Linked DNA regions of Homo sapiens: region 2 is linked to region 1. Evidence: chromatin contacts called from ENCODE POLR2A ChIA-PET data. All regions are on one chromosome and are shown on one strand. The core of a region is the stretch at or near the end of the contact, and the rest is flanking DNA. Distances in the headings are between cores, read along the strand shown. Region 1 has its middle 45 kb from the start of LTBP4. Region 2 holds the start of B9D2 (B9 domain containing 2).

Evidence for each region. ChIA-PET counts read pairs that join two places held with the same protein, here RNA polymerase II (POLR2A).
Region 2: POLR2A ChIA-PET joins it to region 1 with 12 read pairs in endothelial cell of umbilical vein. The contact joins the promoter of B9D2 here to the enhancer-like site in region 1. POLR2A ChIA-PET finds 5 or more read pairs at or near these places in 6 of 52 experiments (BJ, HEK293, Panc1 and 3 more).

The regions. Positions count from the first base shown.
Region 1 is chr19:40,644,011-40,647,941 of GRCh38, reverse strand. No RefSeq gene overlaps it. Among named protein-coding and RNA genes, the nearest start is that of LTBP4, 45 kb to the right of the region's middle. RefSeq lists an enhancer at 1-458. Within about 2 kb of position 1,613, at least 21 of the 41 ENCODE cell types and tissues checked have a DNase peak (open chromatin) inside an H3K27ac peak, as active enhancers do; they include endothelial cell of umbilical vein, where a contact is called at or near this core.
Region 2 is chr19:41,362,473-41,366,403 of GRCh38, reverse strand. B9D2 (B9 domain containing 2) reads left to right here and starts at 2,255. Exons shown (of 4, transcript NM_030578.4): 1 at 2,255-2,446; 2 at 2,881-2,972. The coding sequence starts at 2,885. It also overlaps a transcript of TMEM91 not described here. RefSeq lists an enhancer at 2,280-2,399.

The DNA.
Region 1 (3,931 bases), core at 364-2,863:
GCCCCTACTGGGAAGTGAGGAGCCCCTCTGCCCGGCCACCACCCCGTCTGGGAGGTGTACTCAACAGCTCATTGAGAACGGGCCATGATGACAATGGCAGTTTTGTGGAATAGAAAATGGGGAAAGGTGGAGAAAAGATTGAGAAATCGGATGGTTGCTGTGTCTGTGTAGGAAGAGGTAGACATGGGAGACTTTTCATTTTGTTCTGTACTAAGAAAAATTCTTCTGCCTTGGGATCCTGTTGATCTGTGACCTTGCCCCCAACCCTGTGCTCTCTGAAACATGTGCTGTGTCCACTCAGGGTTGAATGGATTAAGGGCGGTGCAAGATGTGCTTTGTTAAACAGATGCTTGAAGGCAGCATGCTCGTTAAGAGTCATCACCACTCCCTAATCTCAAGTACCCAGGGACACAAACACTGCGGAAGGCCGCAGGGTCCTCTGCCTAGGAAAACCAGAGACCTTTGTTCACTTGTTTATCTGCTGACCTTCCCTCCACTATTGTCCTGTGACCCTGCCAAATCCCCCTCTGCGAGAAACACCCAAGAATGATTAAAAAAATAATAAATAAAAAAATAAAAATACAAAAATTAGCTGGGCGTGGTGGCACATACCTATAGTCCCAGCTACTCGGGAGGCTAAGGCAGGAGAATCACTTGAATTCCGGGGAATTGGAGGTTGCCGCAGTGAGCCAAGATTGTGCCACTGCACTCCAGCCTGGGCAACAGAACCAGACTACGTCAAAAAAAAAAAAAAAAAAGAGAGAGAGAAAGAAAGAGAGAGAAAAGAAAGAAAAAAAGAAAGAAGAAAGAAAGAAGGAAAGAAAGAAAAGAAAGTCCTTGGTGACATGGCTGAGCCATTGTGTCAACTTTGGCTGAAGCCAGCACAAGTGTGGATTTTCCAGCCACAGATTCCCCTTACAATTTAAGCCATTTGAGTCAGCTGTTCTGGTACTTGCATCTAGGCGAATCATCAAATATTTTACAAGCAGTCCAGGTGCAGTGGCTCACACCTTAATCCCAGTACATTGGGAGGCCAAGGCAGGAGGATCGCTTGAGTTCCATAGTGAGAATTTGTCTCCAAAAAAAAAAAAAAGAAAAGAAAAAATGAATTTCACAACCAATACTTTGGGCACTGACCGAGCAGCATGGTTCACTTCTGTGCCCGATATTGACCCTTTACTTCCTGCATTGTGGAGAGGTCTGGGAAGTCCTGGGAGAGGGACCAGGGCAGCTAGAGTGGCCTTGGTGGAGGACGTCATTGGAGCGACTTGAGACAGAATGATTTACCAACCAATACGGAAATAATTCAGTATTTCAACAATCAACATAGCCTAGATATACCCCAACAACATGCTCCGCAGACAGCTAGTCCAAGCTGAATATGAGCTTTACTTGCTGAAGGATACAACACCCCCCGCCCTTTTTTTGTTTGTTTGTTTGTTATTGAGACGGAGTCTCGCACTGTCGCCCGGGCTGGAGTGCAGTGGCGCGATCTCGGCTCACTGCAACCTCCGCCTCCCGCGTTCAAGCGATTCTCTTGCCCTTTTGACGTGAGCTAGTGTGAATGGATTTCTGTTTCTTGCAACCAAGCACATACAGAAGAAAAAAAAAAAAAAGATCCCCTGACAAGCCTGAGTCATGAATCAAACGTTCAGGAAATAAATAGCAGTCCAATCTCACTTTAACCGTATGAGGTCATCTTAGCTTCGGGTCAGGCTGAAACTCTGCCGAGATTTTTGACCATGAGCTCTGCCAAAGGGTCCGCACCCTTTGGCCCAAGAATCCCTCCTCTGGGACACACAAGGAGGTCCATGAGGGGATTATTTATAATGGGAGGAAATTGGAAACAGCTTCAACCTCTGGCAATGCTGCCCTTTTGAATAAACATAGTGCAAACATTAGAGATTGTGTTTATCCAAAGATGTTTTAACAGGGGAACAGCTTACATTTTAAGAGGGGAAAAAACAGGGCTGTATAAACAATTTGCTCACACAGTTATGTAAAACACACACGTGCACACACACAACACACGCATTTAAAAAGCTCACAGAGAATAGAAAAGGCTGAAAGGAAATATATCAAAATGTCAACAACCATAGTGGTACAGGACTTAGGGATGGGAGGGGCGTCTTTGCCTTGCTAGTTCTCTGTAGTTTCCAAATGTTGCTTGATGAACGCCAAACTCTCCTTTTTTTTTTTTTTTTTTTTTTTTTTTTTTTTTTGAGATAGAGCCTCGCTCTATACCCCAGGCTGGAGTGCAGTGGCACGATCTCGGCTCACTGCAACCTCCGTCTCCCGGGTTCAAGCGATTCTCATGCCTCAGCTCCCGAGTAGCTGTGATTACAGGTGCCTGCCACCACGCTTGGCTAATTTTTCTTTTTCTTTTTCTTTTTTTTTTTTTTGAGAAGGAGTCTCGCCCTGTCCCCCAGGTTGGAGTGCAGTGGCGCAATCTCGGCTCGCTGCAACCTCTGCCTCCCAGGTTCAAGCAATTCTCTGCCTCAGCCTCCCAAGTTGCTGGAATTTACAGGCGCCCACCACAACACCTGGCTAATTTTCGTATTTTTAGTAGAGACGGGGTTTCACCATCTTGGCCAGGCTGGTCTTGAACTCCTGACCTTGTGATCCACCCACCTCAGCCTCCCAAAGTGCTGCTGGGATTACAGGCATGAGCCACCGCACCCAGCCTGATTCTTGTATTTTTGGTAGAGACAGTGTTTTGTCATGTCGGCCAGGCTGATCTTGAACTTCTGACCTCAGGTGATCCACCTGCCTTGGCCTCCCAAAGTGCTGGGATTATAAACGCGAGCCATTGCACCCGGCCCAAACTCTCCTTCAATAAATTTTATTTTCAGTTTTTAAACTCTTATATCATGAAAATTTTCAAACAGACACAAAAAGTCAAGAGACAATAAGCTTACATATACTCATCACCCAGGTTCAAGAACCATCAATATTTTGCCATTTCATCTTCTTTCCCCTCCCCATTTTTTTGAATACTTGAAAAAAAATCACACCCTGTAGTCCCAGCTACTCAGGAGGCTGAGGCAGAAGGATCGCTTGAGCCCAGAGTTTGAGACGAGTCCGGGCAGCATAGTGAGGCCCTGTCTGTAAAAAACATAAAAATAAAAAATAGGCCAGGCAGGGCAGGACGCAGTGGCTCACGTCTGTAATCCCAGCACTTTGGGAGGCCGAGGCAGGCAGATCACAAGGTCAGGAGATCGAGACCATCCCGGCTAACATGGTGAAACCCCGTCTCTACTAAAAATACAAAAAATTAGCCAGGCGTGGTGGGGGCCTGTAGTCTCAGCTACTCGGGAGGCTGAGGCAGGAGAATGACGTGAACCCAGGAGGCGGAGCTTGCAGTGAGCCGAGATCAGGCCACAGCACTCCAGCCTAGGCGACAGAGCGAGACTCCACCTCAAAAAAAAAAAAAAATTGGCCAGGCACGGTGACTCAGGCCTGTAATTCCAGGACTTTGGGAGGCCAAGTTGGGAGGATCACTTGAGGCCAGGAGTCTGAGACCAGCCTGGGCAATATAGTCTTGTGTCTACAAAAATAATTTTTAAAACATTAGCAAAGCATGGTGGCCAGTGCTTGTAATCTCAGCTATTTGGGAGACTGAGGCGGGCGGATCACTTGAGCCTAGAAGTTTGAGGTTACAGTGAGCTGTGATCATGCCACTGCACTCCAGCCTGAGCAACAGAATGAGACCCCATCTCTAAAAAATTAATAAATAAAAATTTTAAAAAATTACAGGTGAGAGGTATTATGTTGTTTCATTTGTAAATACTTCAATGAGCACCTTGAAGAGAAGAATAGGGTACATTTTCTTTTCTTTCTTTATTTTTTTGACGGTCTTGCTCTGTCGCTCAGGCTGGAGTGCAGTGACACAATCTCAGCTCACTGCAACCTCAAACTCCTGGGTTTAAGT
Region 2 (3,931 bases), core at 1,006-3,505, 720 kb before region 1:
TTGGACAGATCAAGGTGCAGGGCGACAAAGAGGTGAGAAGTGGGATTTAGGGTGTATTTCAAAAGTAGAGGCAGTAAGATTTCCTGATGGACAAAATGGGGGCTTGAGAAAAGAGAATGCAAGGCTGGTGCCACCACTAGGGGACCAGGGGCCCCAAGAGCTGAAAGGTTAGAGCTGTCTACCTCACCCACACAGCATCCAGAAATAAATAAATAAATAAATACATTTTCCCCAGCTCCAGCTTAAAGGACAGAAAGATCATTTAAAAGTGAAACCTCTGCCAGGTGCAGAGGCTCACTCCAGCCTGGGCAACAGAGCAAGATTCTGTCTCAAAAAAAAAAAAAAAAAAAAGTAAATAAATAAAATAAAAAAGAAAATACAAAAAGTAGCTGGGCCCAGGCGAGGTGGCTCATGCCTGTAATCCCAGCACTTTGGGAGGCTGAGGCAGAAGGATCACATGAGGCCAGGAGTTCGAGACCAGCCTGACCAACATGGTGGAACTCCATCTCTACTAAAAGCACAAACATTAGCTAGATATAGTGGTGGGTGCCTGCAATCCCAGCTACTAAGGAGGCTGAGACAGAAGAATTGCTTGAACCTGGGAGGCGGAGGTTGTGGTGAGCAGAGATCATGCCACTGCACTCCAGCCTGGGCGACAGAGGGAGACTCTGTCAAAAAAAAAAAAAAAAAAAAAAACCCGGCCGGTCACGGTGGCTAACGCCTGTAATCCCAGCACTTTGGGAGGCTGAGGCGGGTGGACCACCTGAGGTCAGGAGTTTGAGACCGGTCTGGCCAATATGGTGAAAACCCGTCTCTACTAAAAATACAAAAATTAGCTGGGTGTGGTGGTGCACGCCTGTAGTCCCAGCTACTCGGGAGGCTGAGGCAGGAGAATCTCTTGAACCCGGGAGGCAGAGATTGCAGTGAGCTGGGATCGCACCACTGCACTCCAGCCTGGATGACAGGGGGAGACGCCATCTCAAAAAGTAAAAAACCAAAATTATAACGAGGGTACAACATTTCAATAGGATAACATTTATATTAAACAATTCAATGGAATACTTCACTAGTTGATATATGCATTATTAATGGGGTCTCCCTATATTCGAACTTCTGGCCTCAAGAGCTCTTCCCGCCTCAGCCTTCCAAAGGGCTGGGATTACAGTTATGAGCCACCGCGCCTAGCCAATGGTAGCTTGTAAATACTTTGTATCTATTGGCCTGGCTGGGTGGCTCACGCCTGTAATCCCGGCAGTTTGGGAGGGAGAACTGGGAGGATAGCTAGAGCCCAGGAGGTCAAGACAAGACTGGGCAACATAGCAACATAGCAGGACTCCATCTCTTAAAAAAAAAAAAAAGAATTAGCCAGCCGTGGTGGTGCATGTCTGTGATACCAGCTACATGGGAGGCTGAGGTAGGAGGATCCCTTGAACCCAGGAGTTAAGAGGCTGCAATGAGCTGTGATCGAGCCACCGTACTCCAGCCTGGGTGACAGAGTGAGACCCTTTTAAGGAGCCTTGATGGGACCTGATGACTGGCTTGATGTGGGAAATGATGGCATCTAGGATGGCATCCAGGGACAACATCTCCATTTCTTGATTGATAAATCAATCAATAGGAAAGAGGATTTTCTGCAAATAAGGGAATCTTAGTTCCTCATTTCTCTTCGCTACCCCAACCGCTCCTTGCTCAGAATCAAGCAGTAACAGTGAACTTGGTAGTAGCTCCGAGAAGGAAGTTGGACTTATCCAACTTCCTTCCTTCCTTGTCCTTGAGAAACCTAGGGGAACTCTAAAACGGAAGCAGAACCCACTCCCCAACTTCTCCACTCTCTGAATGAGGAGTGATTTTTTTGCTTTGTTTTCCAGTTACAAGGCCGGGGATGTACACGAGGTCCTGGAAGGAATTCCCCCTTGGTCCTGGTTCAATCTCTGATTTGTGATCCCGGACCACAGAGAGCTCTTCGGTGGGGTAGGCGCAGCACGGAGCAGTTAGGGATTTGCTTTTTTGGTAAAGAAGGTATCTGGGAGAAACTGCACTCAAACTTCCTCAGCCACACTCAACATGGCAGCTTCCTAGCCACGCCCAAAATGGCGGAACCCTTTGCCGTAGCTGGAGAGACGCTATTTTCCCAAAATGGAGCGGAGGAGGAAAATGTCCATCACAGCTTCACCCCGCCCCCCGCAGACGGCTAGCACCAATTAGTAGCGCGCAGAGCGAGTACAAAGCTAGGGGAGGAGCCTGCTGTTGCCCCAGCAACAACCACGGAAACCAAGACGAGCGCGGTCGCGGAAGTATCGCGGCTTACATATCTCGCAGCCAGGCGGGTCCTGGGAGAGGCGCGAGCCAGGCCTGGTCGGCGCCCGCGGAGAAAAGAAGCAGTCAAGCCCATGAACTACAACCCCGGTTGCCGCTTTCTCCTCTCCTAACCGTTAAGTGCGCTAAGGTAGGAATGACGCATGCGCTGCGCTTAGAGGCGGGGTTAAGTCGGACCTGAACTCATAACGCATGCGCCTTATGGAGCTTGCTGGGGGAGGGAAGCGGGGTGGCTGGCGTGACGCGGAAGGCGGGTCTTTTGCGCTCGTGGGCGGAGCCATAGCCCCTTCGGGCGGGGCTTTCCGCCGACCTGAACCCGAAAAGGTTATTTTGGACTTCCCAGAGTTAAATGCTGGTTCCCCAGACAAGGGTCCCCCCATTTTTTCCAGGCTTTCATGGGTTGGCAATTAGGATCTGTGGTCAAGACCTCAGCCTCAGGGGTGTGACGAAGCTAGCTTGGAATCCTAGTACTACCCTTTACTTGCTGGGCCTCAGTTTCCCCCCCGTCAAATGGAGATAATACACTTACCTCACAGGGTTGTGATTATATTTTTCCCCTCCCAGGGCCATGGCTGAGGTGCACGTGATCGGGCAGATCATAGGGGCCAGCGGTTTCTCGGAAAGTAGCCTCTTCTGCAAGTGGGGCATTCACACAGGTATTCCCCCAAGCCTGGTTCATTTCCACACCAAGACCCCTAGCCTAGAGGCTACATGCTCCTTCCTCCACCCCTTAACGCAGACTCTTAACCTCATTTCCATCAGTTCTCAGTACTCCAGGCCCAGCCCACACCCTGTCCACATGAGTCTCAAGCTCCCATCTTTGTGTGTGTGAGGGGTGGGATACAGACAGGGTCTCTCTCTGCGCCCGGGCTGGAGTAAGGTGGTGTGATCATAGCTCAGTGCAGCCTCGAACTCTCGGGCTCTAGTGATCCTCCCGCCTCAGCCTCCTGAGAAGCTGGGACTACAGACACGCACCACCAAATCTGGCTAATTTTTTTTATTTTTTGTAGAGACAGGGTCTCGCTATGTTGCCCAGGCTGGTCTCGAACTCCTGCGCTCAAACAGGCCACCCACTTCAGCCTCTCAAAGTGCTAGGATTAAAAACGTGAGCCGCCACGTCCCAGGAAAGTAATTTTGTTCATGCTTCCCCAACTGAGGCCCTATAGAGTCATGGTATAGTGTAATGGTTAGGGTCATGGGCTGCCAGATCTGCATTTAAATATTAACTCCCCCACCTATTAATTGGAGACCTTTGGACTCGACCACTTTGAGCCTCAGTTTCCTTGTTTCAAAGTGAAGCTAATAGTAGCTAAGAAGCAGCACAGGTTTGAGGTTAAGAGCACAGACTGCCTGGGTTCAAAACCAGTTATTGCTTGTTAAGGCACCCTTGGGCTGATTATGTGAACTTGGGCACTTCTCTTCACCTCGACTTCCTTGTTTGTACAATGAGAGTCATAGAAATATTTACCTGTTGAAGTTGTCATGAGTACTAAACGAGTATCAACAGCACTTAGAATAGGAATAGGGCTGGAATAGGAAGTGCTCATTCAGTGTTTGCCTGGCTTATACAAGACTTTGATGGGGTCTTGTTTGTAAAGCCTGGGGTATGTTGTTG